Linked DNA regions of Homo sapiens: region 2 is linked to region 1. The links are chromatin loops, found by intact Hi-C in ENCODE. Cell type or tissue: PC-9. All regions are shown on one strand. Each heading gives the region's core, and the rest is flanking DNA. Links, peaks and the distances in the headings are about the cores only.

Region 1 (10,387 bases), core at 2,129-6,128:
CCCATATTCTTCCTCACCCCAACATATCTCTTTGTCTCCAAGTTTTAGAACTTCTAGAATATAAAATATAATGTATGATATATAGTCATATAACATCTAGTATTCCCTCAATAGCATTCCATCATCAGAATAAAGTACAAAATCTGCCATCCATCATGAGAGACCTTTTAGGATCAGGATGCTGCCCTGCTCTCTAGCCTCATCTGTCCTCACTACCTGCTTGGCCATTGATGCTCCATCTTCCTGAACTACACCCCAGAAACTCAGCAATCAGGCCATGTTCTCTCTTATAGCATTGCTTTTGACATGCTGGTCTCTCTGCTTGGGTTCCTTTCTTTTTGGGATTTTTCCATCCATCTTTGTCTGGCTAACTCCTGATCTGCCTGCACCATCTTTCGGAACTTTGAGATGGGTGCCCCTCATTTGTGCTATCTTTGCTTATTCTTGAAGCACCTTAGGCTTCCTCTCTCATGACGTATCTAAGTGGCCTGCAGTGGTCTACCTCTTCAACCTCACTCCCTGGGACCATATCTTATTGCAGAGGGATGTGACTGAGTGCAGCAGGCCAGTCATCCTTCTGCTCTACCATGCACAGGGCATGGCCGTTTCTTCCTCGTGCTTGCTACCCCATGATTGCAAGATGGTTGCTGTACTTCAAAGAATCACATCCTCACTTCAGGGTCTCAAGCAGGAAGGAAGGGGGCTATGTTTTCTTTTTAATCAAGGAGGAAAAAAGAAGCCCCAGGAAGAATTCCTCTATGCCATATTGGCCAGAACTGAGTCATATGGCCATGTCTTGCTGAAAAGAAGGCTAAATAGCAAGTATCTGGCAAAGCAGAAAGAATTGTCACAATGGGTTGGATCATGATTCATGAGCTGGTACATAGCCCACTGAGGCAAACTCGGGATTTTGTTAGGCAGAAAGAGGTTATAGCTTTTGACCTGTCAAGTAATAGTATCTACCACATTGAATTCCACTTTAGAAAACATAGATACAAAACACACTCCTGAAGATTGCACCAACAGGAGGCAAAATTTAAGGAGCAAGAGAAACTATACATGTAAGTGATAAAATAGTAATATTTATCTGTTGGGACTCAAATAGGTGTTTTGTCCCAGAATTATCTCAATTCATCAAGACTTCTTTGAAACTCCTTGCCCATGCTTAGCCATTTATTCTAGGTAGAACAGTAAACGAATCTCCATTCTTAGAAAAGGTGGGCCTAGCTTCATAGAACCGCACACAGCCCTATTATGTAATATAGCTTGGAAACTGTATGAGCTAGTAAGTTTGATTTGATATGTTTGAAAGTTTGGCAAAGCCTTAGTGATAGGTTTGGGCAAAAAAAAGATGAAACTCCATAATTATTGTTTCCATTAGCTAAATCCATCAGCTGCAGATTTGGAGAATACTTGTTTCAGGTATTTGGTGAGCGACTCTCTTCTCTGAAGGTATTCAATCCCAAAGTGCACATCAAATCATTTCCACTAAAACGCATAAAGGTCTTGGTCAAATGTGACTCATGTGTATTTATCTTATCCTTTTGCTGAAATGATTTCACCCAAACTTAAAATAGATAGAGGTTAGTTGACTCAGAAAATTAGTGCACAGGATGAATAAAGATAGTATCATGAGCTGGACATCCATCAGGTCAATGCATACTGCTCACTGATAGCTTCCCCACCAACCTCTGTACTATACCATCACTGTTTTGCTATCCTTCATCCATCTGCTATGGATGTATCATTTTTTGGTCCTCAGGCTAACAATTTTCATAGGATTTAGGATAGAAGTCAAAATCGGAGTGTGCCAGAAAGTGAGGATTAAAGGACGCAGGTCTCCAGGATTTGTTCTCTCATGGAAAGAACCCAAAAACCTGTCTCTGAATTTGCTTCTTCCCTGCAAAGTAAAACAGGATCAGGCCCTGGTCCCAGTTAGGAATATGTGCCCCCTCTATCCCCTATCCCCTTAGAAGCCAAGTGGGAACCAGAAAGAGGCAGTGGGAAAGGAGGAACCTGGGACAGCTTCCAGTCTAAGTAGGTGTTTGGGGATTCTCCACGAGGTCCAGGTTAGATCCCCAAGGAAATGCACAGAACTACTGGTCAAAGACACAGATAATAGTAAAGTGCTTGTGTTTGCCACACATTCTCTTCTGTGCATATGTATTCCTTGGAGGTTTTTCAGGGAAGTGTGGTAGGCCAAGGATGGGATCTGAGAGTTTCTAGATCACCTAACTAATTACCATTTCCTACTTTTTCAACCATTTATTTCCAGCTCGTTCCTCCTACAAAGCCAGTAATCTGGCGCTGTATACCCTTGATTATAGCAGGGAAAGACTACAAAGCATTCTGATGTAAAGACACATGCACAGATAATGTAGTAAAAAGAATATAGATTAGCAACACATAGGTCTGGGTTTAAATCTCAGTACAGCTGCTTTTTCATTCTGTGACCTTGGGTAATTTATATATTAGCCTCTCTGAGCCTCAGTTCCCTTACTGAGTCAGTAACACTTACCTCAGGGAGTTAGTATGAGGATTAAATGTATAAATGAAATAATTAACCACTTATAAAATGTGCCAGACATCTAATGTGTGTTCAACAAGTCTTAATCTCTTAAGTGAACATTCTTACTAGAAAACTAACTCACAACTCTATTGATGGTAAGCAATAGAAAGGTATTCCTATAAAAAGACACTCATCTTATTTATACATAAACAATAGGAAAAGATGGCGACAATGACCTTGCATTTCTAGGCTAGTTTTGTCACCATAATATAAATTAATTGAAACAGACAAACTACATTAACCAAGTATTTATTGTTTTTATTTCAGGGTTTTAAAAAGCAGCAGGTTTAAGAGCTGACCATATCTGAAAGACTCTAGAATAGCAGAGGATTGATTAAAGGTCTGTGGCCACAGATTGGATGTGTTGATTTTATTTCCCCAAAGGTATCCACATAGCAACTTGGCAGTACACACATATCCCAAATATATGTACACAGTGTTTACAGAAAATACTAATTGTACCCTTACCTAAAATGTTAGGTCCCATTTTCATTTTAAAGACTCATTATGCTTTTCATGAACTAACACTTTTGTTCATTTCAATTCTGTCATGAATTCGAAAGAAGGACACAGCAAATAGGTACTTAACTAAAGTAAGTGCTTTCTCCCATGGTTTTATCAATCCAAGTCTATGGACATAATACAGAATCAAGAATCCAAGGAAACTGCTCTGAATTTCACTGTAAGCATAGCTCATTTTTTTGACCTGTTGATTGCAGTTAATTTAACGTCACGACCTGCACCTCAGAATCTCTCATGTCCCCTGCAGCTTTGTCAAGATGCTTTGTATATAGCTGGTACCCAGAGAAGGTTTGCCACATTGCACGGAGTTGATCACCCATTTTATTCACTGGATTTGGCTTTGAGCAACTTACACTTTTTTCTCTCCAAAAATTAAGTCCACCCACGAAGGAAAAAGGCAGAAGGATGCTGTGGCAAAAATGCTATCCTGGAAAACAGATCTTGGCCCTGGTCCCAGCTCTCTGTGACTTTGGACACATCAGTTGATCTTTTTAGATCAAATTTCCCCATAAAAGGGGGTACTAGACAAGATGCATGTGCCAGACTGCCAAGGCCAAGGCACACCCTAAGCCACTCATAGTAATATCCCTGGAACTGTAGACCCTTGCAGAGAGATTATAGAAGTGATTTTGAATAATTATTGAGTTAAGTGCTAGCATTCCAGCATGACCGCTTCAAAAGAGGTAATGCATATTTTTTTTTGTATTTTTTTGGCTTTTTTTAAAGTTACATTACTTTAGTGTTATATGTCATATAGTCATTAGGAATTCCAAGAGAGCAAATGTCAACAAAGGTCTGAAGTTGTTTGGCATTTTATCAATCATTATTTAGAGTTTTCTTTTTTTCTTTTTTTTTTCTTAATGTGGTTAGGGACACAGAGGTTCATGTGATGTAATAAGAAAGAAATAAAGGAAGCTTTATCTGCCGCTCTTTCAACCTCATCCACTCAACACTTACCCCGTGACAGACCCCAATACTCTTAATGAATTCCCAAGGTTACGAAAGAACTTGGAAGATCTTACATTCCTACATGGTGATTACAGAGGCTCACATTTTGCCAAGTCATATGCAGGTGGCTGAAAAGTAAGTTTACTTTATCTGCATTTCATATTACACTTGTTCTTTCTTATGAATGTTTCTTTCATAGTCATGCAAAGTACTCAATCAGTAATTCCCCACCAAAATGGTTGTTACATAAGCGGCCGTGCAACAATGCATATGTCAGCTCAGATTCATGTCAGAGAAAGTTCTCTAGTTTATATAACTCACTCCCCAGCAGCCAGTACACAGTTCAAAAAGTGTGGGCCTTTACATTATGGCGGGAGGGAGGTTATTTTGTTTTGTTTGTTTTTTTTTAACACATCACATAAATACACTTCCTTTCTCCTTTGTAACGTATGGGATACATGGAATTCCTAACTCACACAGATCTCACTGTAGACCCAATGAATGGCACGGAGCCGACACAAACACCCACACACTTGTCTCAGTTACAGATCTCTGCTAAAGACCAGAAGTTGGCCATTACTATGAATATACACTTCTGTTGGATTTCTATGGTATTTGGTTTCATTAGATTGTATGTTAAGTTAAATATGTTTTTTAAAGTTTCATTCTCCTACCTCAAGTTACGGTGCATCAAGGGGTCTCAGAGAGAAGTGGAGCTGCCACCTCAATGTCCCGACCCCAGAGAGGAGCCTCTCAAGCCACCCCAAGGCAGCTGAGCCCCAGCTCGCACCAGATCACTGTGGAGCAGAACCAATTTTTAAATGTCTTCATCTGGTCCCTCCTACTTTTATGGTGCTCTGGGGGTGGTGAGAATCGGGATGCACTGAAAGCTGCTGGGACATCTGACTCTTTATTTTCTTGGCTCTACGTGTCTTAACTCTGCACCAATCCTCCCGACTGTGCAGAATTTCACTTTGGAGAGCAGAGGCAAACGGAGATTCACACAGAGGGGCAGGAGCCGTCAATGCTGTCTAGTGAGAGGAGAGAAGAGGCATTGTAAGTCCCCATAGCACTGCTGTTGGGCTACCCTGCCAGTCAATGCCACTTTTCCCACAGGCTCCAGCCTCAACTTCCCCTGGTGCAATATGATGATGGGAAGAAGGGCTCCTAAGAGGAAACTGATTTAAGTATCTCTGTTTTTCAGAAAACACTTCCAATTGCTCTCTCAAGAATGCGTTTCTATTTCATGAGTTGATGTCATATTTTTAGGGGGAGGGATGTATGGAGAGAGAAAACTTTCAAATATCTGGAAATCAGTGGTATGATGAGCCCTGTTCTCTGCTGCTCCAAGTACAATACCAAAGCATGTGGTGGAAGTGATGGGACAGATTTGGTTCCATATTAGAACTTCCTACTTGTATGTTGAATTTTAACGGATGGCTGGGAGTAACATCCACTTTACGGAGGTATATAAGCAAGCTCCAGACAGTAACTTGGTATGGAGACTATGCCAAGGATCCCATTGTCAGAAGGGAAGTATGGTGTTGGGGAAGGATATTTCTCCCTCCCCTCCCCATAGTGCCATCCTCTGCTTATAGAGGAGGAAATAGCTACCCAAGCTTTAGCCCCTCCCGCTGCCCTATGGAAGGAATACATTCCACTCTGAACTAAAGCTGGCATCTTTGGTGCCACATTTTAACAGAGGGTCGAGTTACTGTATCTTGAGAAAGACATGGGTACGTCATGCTTCCTTCCACTATCTGTACCCACTCAAAGTGAATCGTTCCCCACTGTTCTCTTTAAATTTTTGCTTCATGTAGCAGAGATTCAGGGTCTCGCTCCCCTTCTCCTCCTGACACAAAAGGCAGTCAGACTGAACAGTGGGATAAGCCCTGAAGATGGCTGGGAACAGCCACCGGTGGAAAGGGAACCCTTCTTTGCTGCCTTTCTCATTGCCCCAGCACTGCTAAGTGCAGCAGATTGGCCTTTTTCACATTGCAGGGATGAGATCCTCAGGATTTGAGAGGGTTCATCTGGCTTCCAGGATTAAACTGTGTTTTCAAATCGATCTTTTGACAAAGCCCAACAATAGAGTTATTTCTGTTTACCCATGCATTTCTATTAACCCAAGGTGGTGCCTCCTTTCCCACTCAGCTATCAATCTTTGTATGTATAATCAAACCCCCAAATATATCTCCAACCAAACTTTCACAACTACAGTGGCACACTCACACAGAGTGATCTAAATGGAACACGGGTTTTCTATAACCACAACCAAACCATAAACGGCATTTTATATACATTATCATCCAGAAAGCAATCAGATTTTTTCATAGCAAATGGTAAGATATAATAAAAGGAAATTTGAGAATTATCATATAACTTATAATGTCTCTTTTAGCCCTAAGGTCCTAAGATTCAGTGACATGTGGTGTTTTCTCTTTTTCCTACCACTTTTTCAGCTTAATTATTATCTACAGAGATTAAAAACACAACTAAAATTTCTGCAGATTCACAGTGCTATTTCAGAATAGATTTTACCCCTTAGTACCTTCTATTTAATCAATTAATGAGAATACTTTGGAGCCCACTGCAGAAACTATAAATTCCAAATGGTTCCTCAGAACATGTCATCATCAAACCAGTTAGGCTGGCGTTGGTAAATACCACAGCCTGCAGTTGCCATGTGTTACAAAAACAATAAACAGATACCCTTCATACCTCTCCCTTCCCTAAAACAATTATTCCTATAAAAGTCTGTCTCTCCAGATTTTTTGTTGTGGTGTTTCTGATACCAGTACAATCAGAAAGTAATGAAAGTGTTCACTGAAAGGAAGTTTTCACTGAGCATTGCAGGCCAATGAGAATGCAGATTAACTCAAATAAACTTTGGAATGCCAGCCAAACCCATGAAACTTGTCAGCAGTTCATCTACTGAGAGTGGTTATGCTTTTTCAGTAGTACCTTATCCTGAAATAACCTGATGGAAAAGCCAGTGTCGGATGACACATGACATCAAGTGTTCAATGCAAATTCTGCTGGCATACTATCCTGTTTGACTCCCTTGCTCTTGAGCCTTCCACAGTTGGTAATAAGGAACTGAGTACCTTTGCAATCTCCAGTAAAACATGTGTGATGGAAATGTAATTCCTTAGGGAAGCAATTCCCAATGGCATACATAGATTTGATTTTTGGGTTGAAAAGTAGTAAATGACGAATTGAAGTTTCTTTTTCTCTACTTAAAAACTATTCTTGACATTAATTTTACTTGTATTTGTTAACCAGTTTACATTTTATTTTGTTACTGAGACACTCAAAAGTGTCTATATTTTAGTCAAAGCTAAAACTGAAAGACTTTAGCAAATTGACTTTTCTCTTTCTCCCAACAAACATTAACTCAGTATTTTACCTAGCTTTATTTTCAAATATGGAGTTTTATAGCACCTTGATTTATAGCTGGGCGTAAGAAAAGGTTATGTCAGCATTTACATTATAAGGCCATGGTTTTGTGGTTTATAACTAAGCCATAAAAATAATTCTGACTAAAATTTGGAATGCCAGTTTCCACCTTGAAACGCAAGTGTGTCCCTAGCTGTATGACCACACACACACACACACACACACACACACACATCAGAATTCAACAACTGCTGTTTTGTATAATACATTTATTCAATATATTGCTTTGATTAAAAATGAACTCAAAGAAAGTCAAGGCTATGAAGTGAATTCAAACAAAGCTGTCATCTAATGGTAACAACTTATATCCTAAGATATATTTTAGTAGATTTGAAAGTTGATTTAATGACAAAAGAATTTACTGTATAGTTTTCATAGTTAAAGAATAAAGGACAGAAAGATGAAGTGAGACCTCCACACACAAAAAAATAGCCTTTTCTTAATAAGAAATGTTTGCAACATTCTTCCACGCTGTATGGTAGATATTCTCTGAATCTCTTTGCAGATGTGATCTAACGTCCTTGAACACATTTATTACAATCCATCATCTACATGGCAACAGTCAGGGCCATGCTCATAAACCAGAACTGGTGCTAGATCTGGTAAGTCATTAAGCAAACATATTCCTGTGTTGTGCGTGGCGTGCATGCCCACTGCCTGCCTATAAAACGGAAATAAGATTTCTGATTTGCAAATTACCTCCTAAGACATGTAAAGCTAGCTCCTTTAATCCACATTACTCATTTTTGTATTTTGACTGTTTCAAATGCTAAAACAGACCTGAATACAGTTTCCACAGTTCTCTTTATAATTATTGTATTTTTCATTTACATGATCATGAAACCTGTTAGCAAGTGAGAAACAGAATCATTTTCACTGAGACAAAAAATATTGAGAATTAGGGGGAGAAACTCTGAAGCAATATAAACAACAGAGTCTAATCTTATCAAAGAGAGAAGGCAGTTGGTGAATCTGAAAGATCACTTACTTACCACTCAATCATAGAACTTATACCCCCAAATAGGATTTAAGAAAGAAAAAAGCAATTTAGTAGGAACTGGAAGTTATAGGGCATAGGTCTGCTTTAGTTGGTGACAAAAATTATGCCTCAGAGGTTAAGAGCATGGATTAGGGTGCTGGGTTGCCTGGTTTAAATCCTAGCTCTGGCACTTACTACTGCATGGTCCTTGACCAGTTATTTAACTACTCTGTGCCTCGGCTTCCCAGTGTGGAAAGCAGAAAAACAGTATCTCCCTTACAGAGAGGCTTTAAAGTTTAAATGCATTAACAAAGGGAAAATCCTTTCAATGTTGACACATCATGAGTGTGACATAAGTATTACCTATTATTTTTATTATGTGACCAAATGTGGAAGAAAAATTCTATAAGAAAGTAGTAACATTGTTTAGTCTTTCAAAAATCATATATTCTCCTCCAATCCTGGCTCTCTGCAATTCAAGAAATCCTAACAAATAGAAAACCTTTGTACACAGGAGAAAACGGAGATGAGCAAAGGCAATATTTGGCTTATTTGTTATAACCCTAATAAAACAAGACTGCTTGAAGAAATAGACCAAATTGTGGAATGTTTAACATTGATCCAGGACTGGCTCTTCTGAGGAAAAGATATAATATTTATCATGTGGCCAATTTTGTCTGTGAAGATAAGGAGGAACTAATCGGTCTCAACTTCATGATGTTGCTTAAAGGAGCATATAAATGTACGATCATAAGTATCCTTTAAATGAAGGGGTTGGTTTTATGACTGCAGAAGTGAGAAAGAGTAAGGTCATTTAGCCTGAGCAACACAGCAAAACCTTGTCTCTACTAAAAATTAAACAAAACAACCAAAAAATCACTCAGGTGTGGTGGCGCATGCCTGTGGTCCCAACTACTCAGGAGGCTGAGGTGGGAGGATTGCTTGAGCCTGAGAGGTGGAGGTTGCAGTGAGCCTTGATTGCGCCACAGCACTCTAGCCTGGGTGACAGAGCAAGACTGTCAAAAAAGGAAAGAAAAGAAAGAAAAGAAAAAGAAAGAAACTAAAACAGAAAGAAAAGAAAGAAAGAATGGGAGAGAGAGAGGAAGGAAGGAAGGAAGGAGAAAGAAGAAAGAAAGAAAGAAAGAAAGAAAGAAAGAAAGAAAGAAAGAAAGAAAGAAAGAAAGAAAGAGAAAGAAAGAAAGGAAGGAAGGAAGGAAGGAAGGAAAGAAGGAAGGAAGAAAGAAAGAAAGAGAAAGAAAGAAAGAAAAAAAGAAAGAAAGAAAAAAGAAAGAAAGAAAGACAAGAAGGATGAAGTTTGAGGTTATTCTACTCTCAAAAGAAGTTCCTAAGCTGTTGTTGAATGTGATCCTGGTTACATAGGAAAACAGAGACCATTACCCTTCTTTTTCTGGACACGGAAAAGGGAGGAATGTAAGACTGCACAATTCAGTTAAGAGAATAACTCAGGATGATTTTGCTGCCATCCAACCTAGAAGCAGCTAGGAAAGTAATACTTTACCTGTTTCCTGACTGCAGTGGTTTAGTCTGACACATGCTTTTGATTCAAAAGCATGTACCAGACCAGAAGACAAAACACAAAGTAATTTGATCAAAGTGATCCCTGTGGAAAAAAGCTCTATTAGTCAACTTAGCATGAAGACATATTTGGATTATTTCCTTCAACAATGGAGCTTTCCAGACATAGAAAAACAAATCTTACATGGTTCTCCTCCCATATTTTCCTATCAATCAAGAGTCAAGTTGGGAATAGGTTTCTGGGTGCTGTCACTAACCACTACCAAAGAAGTTTTGGTTGCCCACTTCAAACAAATGGAACTCCTTCCAGGGAGGAGACCAATGATGTTTAATTACTGCCACAATATGGATCACTCCACCCATGAGCTACACTC
Region 2 (10,387 bases), core at 3,226-7,225, 160 kb after region 1:
CTGGTTCCAAGGGTATGTTCACTTCATGAAAATTCATTATAGTAAGTGAGCTATACACTTAATTGTGCCTTTTATTGTATGTATAATACAGCAAGAGAATGTTAAAATAGAATATAATGGCCTTAGGAATAATACAATGCAAGAGATCGAAGAAGGTCAGAATAATTCAAAACATAATCAACATTACCTAGACATTTTAAGAAAAAGCAGAATGACATCTGATGACACTATTCCTTGCAAATATTTTTCCCAGTCCATCCTTGCTGGGAAGTATAGTTTTTAAAAGGTTTTCACCAGCCTCAAGCTGGCTTTCAATGTCTTGATTTTGTGGGATGTCTAAAGAAAAGGAGTTAGAGAATGTCTCTAGCATTGTCCTGTGAAGAGGGCAAGCATTGCTCAATTGGATCATTTGAGCCAGAGGCCACTGGTTGATTGGATTATCCATCCAATTCCCCTGGTTCAGAGTCTCATACTTAGCAAGCCATCCATAAAGAGAGAACCAAAATTACATTTATTATTCTAAATTAATAATGTCCTAATTTTACATAAATCTCTGTGGAGTACCAATCTTTTATCAATAGGAGGATCCTTTATAATCTAAAAAAAAAACTTATCAAATTATCACATAACAGTAACCGTAATTTTTTGTTTAGCAACTGTGTTTGCAGTAACAATGTCCACAGTAGGCTGGGACACAAATTAATCTCCCTAAAAAAAGCAACTGGTGCAAAGCACTGGAATAGGCTCTCTCACTGGCATGTGAATAGGTTGTGTATTCCCTGGGCTGATGCAGTCAGACTGTGGGCAATTGCCTGTTTTATCCATGAATAAGACTGTGTGTGACTTCTACTGTGTGTCAGCCATAACAAACCAAATTACATTGAGGCAATGGAAAAAATGTTTTGATGTTTCTATCAGCCTGATTATATTGTGTATTCTCAGAGAAGTCTTAAAAGAGATTTGTTACAATCAGATCTCATGAACAATTGCTACTCTGACAGTAGTACACTTGGGGGAAAAGAAAAGATCAATAATTTGATCAGGTGTTTTGTATTAGTCTTACATTCATAGCATTGAATTACATCATAATACCTGTTGATTTAATGGGTTTTGATAATACCAAGAAAGAATCTCATATCACTAAAGTAGAGAAGTAAAGGGACAAAGATTGAAAGGCAATTTTAAATATCTGTAAAAACATAAGGTTTCCAAATTTGCCATTAGTCTGTTTGTATGTTTTCCATAATTAAAATCTATTTTTTTCTGCCAACTAAAAGTTGTTTGTATTCATTTTACTTAACTCATTTTTCTTTTCCTTCATCTGTCAGGTATTCTCCTGCTCCAAAATGAAAATATTGTAGCTTATATATTTCATGCAGACATTTCAAATATGAATTTTCCATTCAGAGAAAATCTTGTCTTTTCCCTTTTGGGAGAATGTGTTGGCTTCTAGTTCATGCCATTATTTGAAAAATACCTAAAACATGCTGTATTGTTAATCATTAGTTTCTCAACAGTCATGAAGGAAACACTCACAGAAACATAATGTCTGGCGCTTAGACATGCCTAAATCACTATTTTCTCATACTTTATTCTTCTACATCCCACAAGGAGAAAAAATGTCAACTGCTTTCCCAGAGTAACCTTGGAAAAATATATAAGATATCAACATTAGTTTTAGATCAACTGTTAAAATAATGCCTAGTAATATGGTTTGGCTGTGTCCCCACCCAAATCTCAACTTGAATTGTGTCTCCCAGAATTGCGACATGTTGTGGGAAGGACCCAAGGGAAGGTAATTGAATCATGGGGATCAATCTTTCCCATGCTATTCTCATGATAGTGAATAAGTCTCACAAGATCTGATGGGTTTATCAAGGATTTCAACTTTTGCTTCTTCCTCATTTTTCTTTTGCCACCACCATGTAAGAAGTGCCTTTCACCTCCTGCCATGATTCTGAGGCCTCCCCAGCCAAGCAGAACTGTAAGTCCAATTAAACCTCTTTTTCTTTTCAGTCTTGGGTATGTCTTTATCAGCAGCACGAAAATGGACTCATACAGTAAACTGGTACCAGGAGTCGGGTGTTGCTGAAAAGATACCCCAAAATATGGAAGTGACTTTGGAACTGGGTAACAGGCAGAGGTTGGAACAGTTTGGAGGGCTCAGAAGAAGATAGGAAAATGTGGGAAAGTTTGAAACCTCCTAAAGACTTGTTTAATGGCTTTGAAAAAACTGCTGATAGTGATATGAACAATAAGGTCCAGGCTGAGGTGGTCTCAGATGGAGATTAATTTGTTGGGAACTGTAGCAAAGGTGATTCTTGTTATGTTTTAACAAAGAGACTGGCAGCATTTTGCCCCTACCCTAGAGATTTGTGGAACTTTGAACTTAAGGGAGATGATGTAGGGTATTTGGTAGAAAAAATTTCTAAGCAGCAAAGCATTCAAGAGGTGACCCGGATGCTGTTAAAAAGCATTGTTTTAAAAGCGAAACAGGGCATAAAACTTCAGAAAATTTGCAGCCTGATGATGCAGTAGAAAATAAAAACCCATTTTCTGAGGAGAAATTTAAGCTGGCTGTAGGAGTTTGCATAAGTAGCAAGGAGGCTAATGTTAATCCCCAAGACCATGGGGAAAATGTCTCCAGGCCATGTCAGAGACCTTCACGGAAGCCCCTCCCATCACAGGCCCAGAGGCCCAGGAGGAAAAAATGTTTTCGTGGGCCAGGCCCAGGGTCCCTGTGCTGTATGCAGCCTAGGGACTTTGTGCCCTGTGTCCCAGCCACTCTAGCCATGGCTGAAAGGCGCTAATGTACAGCTCAGGCTGTGGCTTCAGAGGGTGGAATGGTGTTAAGCCTGCAGGTATACAGAAGTCAAGAATTGAGGTTTGGGAACCTTCACCTAGATTTCAGAAGATATATGGAAATGCCTGGATTCACAGGCAAAAGTTTGCTGCAAGGGCAGGGCCCTCATGGAGAATCTCTGCTAGGGCAGTGCAGAAGGGAAATGTGGGGTCAGAGACCCCACATAGAGTCCCTAACTGGGGCACTGCCTAGTGGAGCTGTGAGAAAAGGGATGCTGTCCTCCAGAACCCAGAATAGTAGATCCACTGACATCTTTCACCATACATCTGGAAAAGCTGCAGACACCCAATGCCAGTCTGTTAAAGCAGCTGGGTGGGAGGTGGTATCCTGCAAAGCCACAGGGGCAGAGCTGATGTTGGGCCCACCTCTTGCATCAGTGTGACCTGAATATCAGGCCTAGAGTCAAAGGAGATCATTTTGCAGCTGTAAAATTTGACTGCCCCGCTGGATTTTAGATTTGCATGGGCCCTGTAACCCCTTTGCTTTGGCCAATTTCTCCCATTTGGAATGGCTATATTTACCCAATACCTGTACCCCCATTGTATCTAGGAAGTAACTAGCTTTCTTTTTATTTTACAGGCTTACAGGTGGAAGGGACTTGCCTTGTCTCAGATGAGACTTTGGACTATGGACTTTTGGGTTAATGCTGAAATGAGTTAAGACTTTGAGGGACTGTTGGGAAGATGTGATTGGTTTTGAAATGTGAGTACATGAGATTTGGAAGGGTCAGGGGCAGAATGTTATGGTCTGGCTCTGCGTTCCCACCCAAATCTCAACTTGAACTGTATCTCCCAGAATTCCTACCTGTTGTGGGAGGGACCCAGTGGGAGGTAATTGAATCATGGGGACTGGTCTTTCCTGTGCTATTCTTGTGATAGTGAATAAGTCTCACAAGATCTGATGGGTTTATCAGGGGTTTTCGCTTTTGCTTCTTCCTTATTTTTCTCTTGCCACTGCCATGTAAGAAGTGCCTTTCATCTCCTGCCATGATTCTGAGGCCTCCCCAGCCATGTGGAACTGTAAGTTCAATTAAACCTATATTCTTCCCAGTCTTGGGTATGTCTTTATCGGCAGCATGAAAATGGACTAATACACCTAGATATAAGTTAAAGTCATCCACATCTAGAGATGAGCAAAAAGCTAGAAATAAAAGTATCTTATTTTAATTTTTTGAGCTTATTTTTTTCTTTCCATTCAGTTACAGTTAACTAGACTAGTTAGTTAGAAATCACCACCACCCAATATCTTCACCTAGAATATGACTTCTTGGGTCACATGATGTACCAAAGCCAGGTCACAGAATCAAAGGAAAAGATGAAAGCCATAACCTCACATCCATAAGAAAAAGAGAAATAAAGAGAAGAAAAAGAAGACCTTAGAGAATTTGCAAAACACTTGGGGAGAAAAAAAAATGTAGCATTCTATTTACATGCAAAGTTGTTTAATGCCTTGTAACCTCCACCCCTAAGCACAGAATTCCTTTTTTTACCTAACTACTTTAGTGATCATTCCTCTGGCACTATAGTTGTGAATGTTTCTTTATATTATAAATTTTTTCTCCTTTTTTTGCTAAATTAGATGAGCTAATTTAAATTATGAAAGCAAAATTTGACTTTTGCCTTTTGTCCACGTAACACAGTGGTTCTCCACCAGGGACAATTTTGTCCTCCAGGGAACATTTGGCAATATCTGGAGACATTTTTGGTTGTCACAACCTGTGGGAGGGACAACTGCTACTGGTGTCTAGTGAGTAGAGGCCGGGGATGCTGTTAAACATCCTACAAGGCACAGGACAGTCTCCTCCTTCTCACTAAGCCTCATTCCAAAAGAATCATTGGATCATTATTCAAGGTCATATATCTATCTAGAGAAAGCATAGGATACTTACAGCACACCCTGTGATCCAGATAAACTTGGTGTGGACATAGAGATCTGATGCAAAGATCTACCTTCAAGGAATGAACTGCTATCCCAGCTGTTGCAAATACTATCATCAAACAGCCTCTAGTTGCCAGGTGCTTCAAGATTTGCTTCAGCTGCAGACACCATCCTCAGCCAAGGCCAAGCCCTTCTGGGTGTGGACCACAACCAATGACTGATTGCAGCAAGGACATAAAGGCCTGGCCATTTCAGCCCACCATGGGACAACTCTGATGGGATAAATACACTGCAGAGCTTCCATAGGAGGACTGCCCAGCATTGCAATTCAACTTCTCCCCTTGCCCAATCCTGCTTCTCTCTGCAGATTTTGACCCATAATGTACATTCTTCTTCCCAATCTCTGAATCACCATCTGCTGCTGGAGGATCCAACCTGAGACCAGACTCCTTTGGATGGGAAGCTTCTGAGAAGAAAAATTTGGGGAACCCTAACACTCCACATGGAAAAGAACTAGAAGAGGTTTATGGGGCCCACAGAACTGCTGAAGAAAGGTGCTGAGGGAAAATCAGTGGGTGTGGGCTCCATGTCAAAGCATGGAGAACTGAGCTATAGCAGCAGGTTAGAAATGCCCCTGAGACATTGACGATGGCTTATTCAAATTAAAGAAAGCTATATGGTTTTCACAACTCAAAAAACCTGCTGAATGCTGGCAAAAACAAACAAACAAACAAAAAAACCTTCCTCTGAAGTTACATTGGGATATTTAAAAACAAAACCCAAAAAAGTGCATTATCGTGTCAATGAAAAAGGACAGGGATTGACCTGTCCTAAAGAGCTGTGATTCCAGCACCCTGAGGCTCCCAGGCTGTTCCACACCCGTCAGCCACTAGACTGAGTCATCTCTGACCACAGATACATATCTTCCTAAGAGGATACAACTGGAAGGTTCTGCTTTGACTGGTTGTGGGCTCAGACACCCTGGCGGTAACTCAAGCCAACTAGGATCACAACCTGGGAACACACCCCTCAACCATGAACCCATTGAACATGAACCATGGCTATTTTTAGCATTGAGTTGTCCCAACATTGATGAACCATAAAACCTTGAATTTTGCAAGAGATTTTCATCTATGAGAAATAAAAACTTGAATATATTTATTGGTGGGAGAGGGCGGGCCATAGAAACTATTAAAAAGTTATTTGAAACTGAATGAAGAGTTTGCACATGCTGGTATGCAAAGAACTGTATTTTATGGGTCATTATAACTTGTGTACTTATGGAAATTCATTTTTCAAACCTTGTGTTTTTCTCTATTTTTGGTTTCACATGTAGCATTTATTCCTGACAGGTGATTCCAGTTTTTACAATGCAAAACCACTTCTGCAAATTGTAACTTAAATGAATATTCATAAAAATAAGCATAAGCTTTTGCATTTGTCAGTTAGGAAATATTTAATGTCAGTGAGATATTCAATACATGAGCAGGTAAAATTGAGAAGAAATACGCACGAATGTTTATTAAGCAGTGTTAAACAAGCAAAGCAGGGAAAAGTAGAAAAGAGCTGTTCCTTATACCCAGCTCCAAAGAAAATCCAGTAAATAAACATCAATCCATAATCCAAATGTTCAAATGTCCTAGGCAATCTACAGTCAGCACAATCATGATTACACCATAAACCTAGCATTGTGGAGCTCAAGGTCCAATCTGGATGATTTTTTTGCACGTGCTTCACCTTAGAGTTTCAGAGACACTCAAAGGCAGCCTGTTGAGATCTGTGCTTCCCCAGGCCAAGGCAATGAGACTGAGAGCCCAGTTAGAAAGAAGAGATGCCTGAAGAAGATGGATTTCCATCATAGGACCTAGATCCCACTAGAAAAGGAACAGAAGAACAAAGAAAGAAACAAAGAAACCTTCTGCTGGGGACAGAGGGAAACAGGCAGCCATACTAGAAAGGCTCTGTAAGACAGCAGAGAGGAAGGTCTCACTGACAGACTGAGACCACCAAGTACAAGAGCCTCTGAAATGAGAAAGCCAGTCAGAAATTTCCTATCAGAGAGTCAGAAATTCATGGTTCTGTCTCATGGAATTAGGTCCCTGCTATATACAGTCACGCACTGCATAACAATGATATGGTCAATGTGGGTTAGATACATGATAGTGATCCCATAAGATTATAATGGAGCTGAAAAATTCCTATCACCTATTAGCTGTCATAATGTCTGTTGCAGCAAAACACAGTATTCATCTGTTTGTAGTGACGCTGGTGTGAACAAACTTACTATCCTGCCAGTTGTATAGAAGCCTAGCACATACAGTTATGTACAGTACATACCATTTGATCATGATAAAGGACTATGCTATTAGTTTATGTATTCTACTATATTATACTTTTAATCGTTATTTTAGAGTGTATTCCTATTTATAAAGAAGAAGTTAGCTGTAAAACAGCCCCAGTAGGTCCTTCAGGACATGTTCCAGAAGAAGGCATTGTTATCATAGAAGATGGCAGTTCCATGCTGTCATTGTCCCTGAAGACCTTTCAGTGGGACAAGATGTGGAGGTGGAAGACAGTGATATTGATGACTCTGACCCTGTGTAGGCCTAGTGTATGTGTTTGTGTGTTTGTTTTTAACAAAAAAGTTTAAAGAAATTTAACAGAAAAAAAAAGCTTATAGAATAAGGATATAAAGAAAGAAAATATTTTATACAGCCATACAATGTGTTTGCGTTTTAAGCTAAGTATTATTACAAATGAGTCAATGTTTTTAAAAAGTTTTAAAGTTTATAAAGTAAAAAAGTTAAAGTAAGATAAAGTTAGCTTATTTTTGAAGAAAGAAAATTTTTATATAAATGTATAGTCTAAGTGTACAGTGTTTGTACAGTGTTTGTAACGTCTGCAATACTGTACAGCAATGTCACAGTCACTCACCACTCACCCACTGACTCACCCAGAGCAACCTCCACTCCTGCAAGCTCCATTCATGGTAAGTGCCCTATATAGGTGTACCATTTTTATCTTTTTTATTGTATTTTTACAGTACGTTTTCTATGTTTAGATACATAAATACTTACCATTGTATTACATTTGCCTACAGTATTCAGTACAGTAACATGCTGTATAGGTTGTAGCCTAGAAGCAACAGGCTATACCATACAGCTTAGGTGTGTGGTAGGCTATACCACCTAGGTTTGTGTGAGTATACTCTGTGATGTTCGCACAATGATGCATTTTTCAGAATGTATCCCTTTTATTAAGGGACACACAACTGTATATACAGATATATATGTGGATGCATACATGTATATCTACATCTTCCTATATATGTATATTTATGTTAATATATGTATATATGTGTGTAGACACACACTCATATATACTTACATACATAAGCACATACATATTTACACAAACATACATGCATACAGAAACACAGACATGGAAATGTTTGTTTCTTGGTTTTTTGCTGCTATAACATAATAGCACAGACTGGGTAATTTATAAAGAACAGAGAAGTTTATTTGGCTCACAGTTCTGGAGACTGAAGTCCAAAATCAAGGGGCCTCATCTTGTGAGCATGAAGGTCTCCACATGGAGAGAGAGGATGAGAGCAATGCAGACAGAGAGAGAAAAGGGGTAGAACTCATCCTTTGGATCAGGAACTCATTCTTGAAATAATGGCATTAATCCATTCATGAGAGCAGAGCCCTTGTGACCTAATCACCTCTGAAAAGTTCCACCTCCCAACACTGTTACAATGGCAGTTAAATTTCAATGTAAGTTTTAGAGGGGACATTCAAACCATAGCACCTTGGAACCCAGCTTCATACAAGAGCTCTTTCAGAAATAAGCCTGCAAGTCATAGACTTATCAACAACTGTTCCTCTAATCATATTCTCTACAAAGAACAATTTGGTTAAGGGTTACAGACTGCCTTGTGGCCTTATTTATGTTTGCTACCTGAAATCTTGCTAAGTTTTTCAAGATATCTAAGCATGCTTGGTATTCTTTGGGTAAATGACAAAACAAGCAGAGACTGGCCTATCATTATGTATTTTTACTTTTCTATATTCTGTTCTTGGTGGTAAAAGTAGAAAAGGATTTAGGAGATGCCATGTTAACATTTGCATTAATTCACACTTTCTTTGGAAGTTTAATCCTATCAGTCAGGAAATGCAAAATTTAAGGTTCTTCCATTTATGTAAATTTGCTTGCTTTTAATTGGCTGCATTTTTAATCACTAGGGAGTAACTATTATTTTATTGTCCCATTTTTACACAATAGCAAGTTAAGTTTCATTTGTAGCACTTAATTGCCAAGTCACTCATCGATTTTGAGCTCAAACTAACTACATTTCCATTGCTCGATGCAGAATACTGTTTAAAAGAATATACATTTTGCGCATCCAAAATGACAAGCATGCACAATGACTTTACAATTCACATTGCTAAATGAAGTCATAGAGCAATAAGCAGATTGGTAAGCCAAAAACCTAAAGCTTTTATAAATGCATGAATGTAGCCTCCAATTTATCCGTATCCCTGGCTTCTCCATCTCCCACCATCTCCTTCTCCTTTGGGCATCTCAATGATCATTATCACCTCAACCAGAGAATAAGCAAGTGAAAAAGAAAAGCATGAAATTCAAATCAGCTTGCTGCTTTTTAGTAGACTCTTCAAAAGGTTTGTGGGAGAAAAAGCCAAAATTAATGGCTAAAATGAGGTTTGGAGAATATGTTAGATTTCATTTATTTATGCCCTTCTGCACTTGCCCAGCCCATTAACACTAACAATTGAAAGTTCATTTCATTTATCACAGCACACTAAGCAAATGCTATTGTTTTCATTCAAGACCACAAAAACAAAGTAAGATTTTAAATTGCTGCAGGAGGGACTATTATAGAAGTAAACTAAATGACTTCAGGAAGACAAAAGAACTAGTTACCAAAAGAAGTTATGGAATCGTCCTCTCTGAAGATTTTTAGAAATCCAGGAAACAATTCCTTCAATGGGGACATGCTTGGACACAGAGAAATCAACCTGTAATTTCTTAAGGTCCTATGCTTTATAGTTTTACATTAACTCACTTTTTAAATGGGCAATCTGTGAATTAGTTTAAAAACAAGGGAAAATTTGGTATGGCTTAATTAATGATACACAACCCAGAAGCCCCCAGTCCTTCTCAAATTGTGATTACAAAATTTAGTTGCATTGCTGTTAAAATTCAATGTATAATGACCCAAATCTCCACATTTCTAGATTAATAATAGTGTCCCCTTCCCCATACATGTGTACAAATTATGCAAGATTCCAGGTTTTTAAATTCTGGCTTGTGAGTCAGACATCCTGTGTAGATCTCCATAACTTTGCCTTCCAAAGAAGCTGGCCTGCTGATCATGGCTCCCATGACTTACTTCAACAGTAACTACTGAAACCTGAATATCATACAGAAATGGCCCTGTCCCCAGAGTCATGCTCGCTGTTTGCACAGCTACTAAGGAAGTGTTCTGTTGATGAACCTAGAGTTTAGCAGTTTCTTGAGATATAAAGAGAAACACCCCTCGCCCCAAATAACTAAATAAAAAAAGAACTGCTTGGGCCCCAAGCATTAATTGGTTTTGTAGCTCTTATTTGGCTTACTGAA

Evidence for each region. A loop is a pair of places that touch in the nucleus more often than their neighbours do. Peaks named below come from ENCODE experiments on the same cell type or tissue, not always from the same donor. Only the 100,000 strongest peaks of a DNase experiment are listed, where the experiment ranks them.
Region 2: it touches region 1 in a loop (2.2-fold over the local background); 1 of 110 quality-filtered maps calls a loop at or near these places.

What each region holds. Positions count from the first base shown.
Region 1 is chr4:148,784,612-148,794,998 of GRCh38, reverse strand. All of the region lies in intron 2 of LOC107986195 (a long non-coding RNA gene), which reads right to left. LOC105377481 (a long non-coding RNA gene) reads left to right here. Exons shown (of 15, transcript XR_007058322.1): 12 at 2,837-2,909; 13 at 3,962-4,174; 14 at 8,004-8,100. Among named protein-coding and RNA genes, the nearest start is that of NR3C2, 350 kb to the right of the region's middle. In PC-9, for the core only: no CTCF peak of the experiment used is centred there; a DNase peak (open chromatin) is centred at 4,128; H3K27ac peaks cover 1,558 bases.
Region 2 is chr4:148,629,969-148,640,355 of GRCh38, reverse strand. All of the region lies in intron 2 of LOC107986195 (a long non-coding RNA gene), which reads right to left. The region is part of intron 1 of LOC105377483 (a long non-coding RNA gene); the gene reads left to right. Among named protein-coding and RNA genes, the nearest start is that of NR3C2, 190 kb to the right of the region's middle. In PC-9, for the core only: no CTCF peak of the experiment used is centred there; no DNase peak of the experiment used is centred there.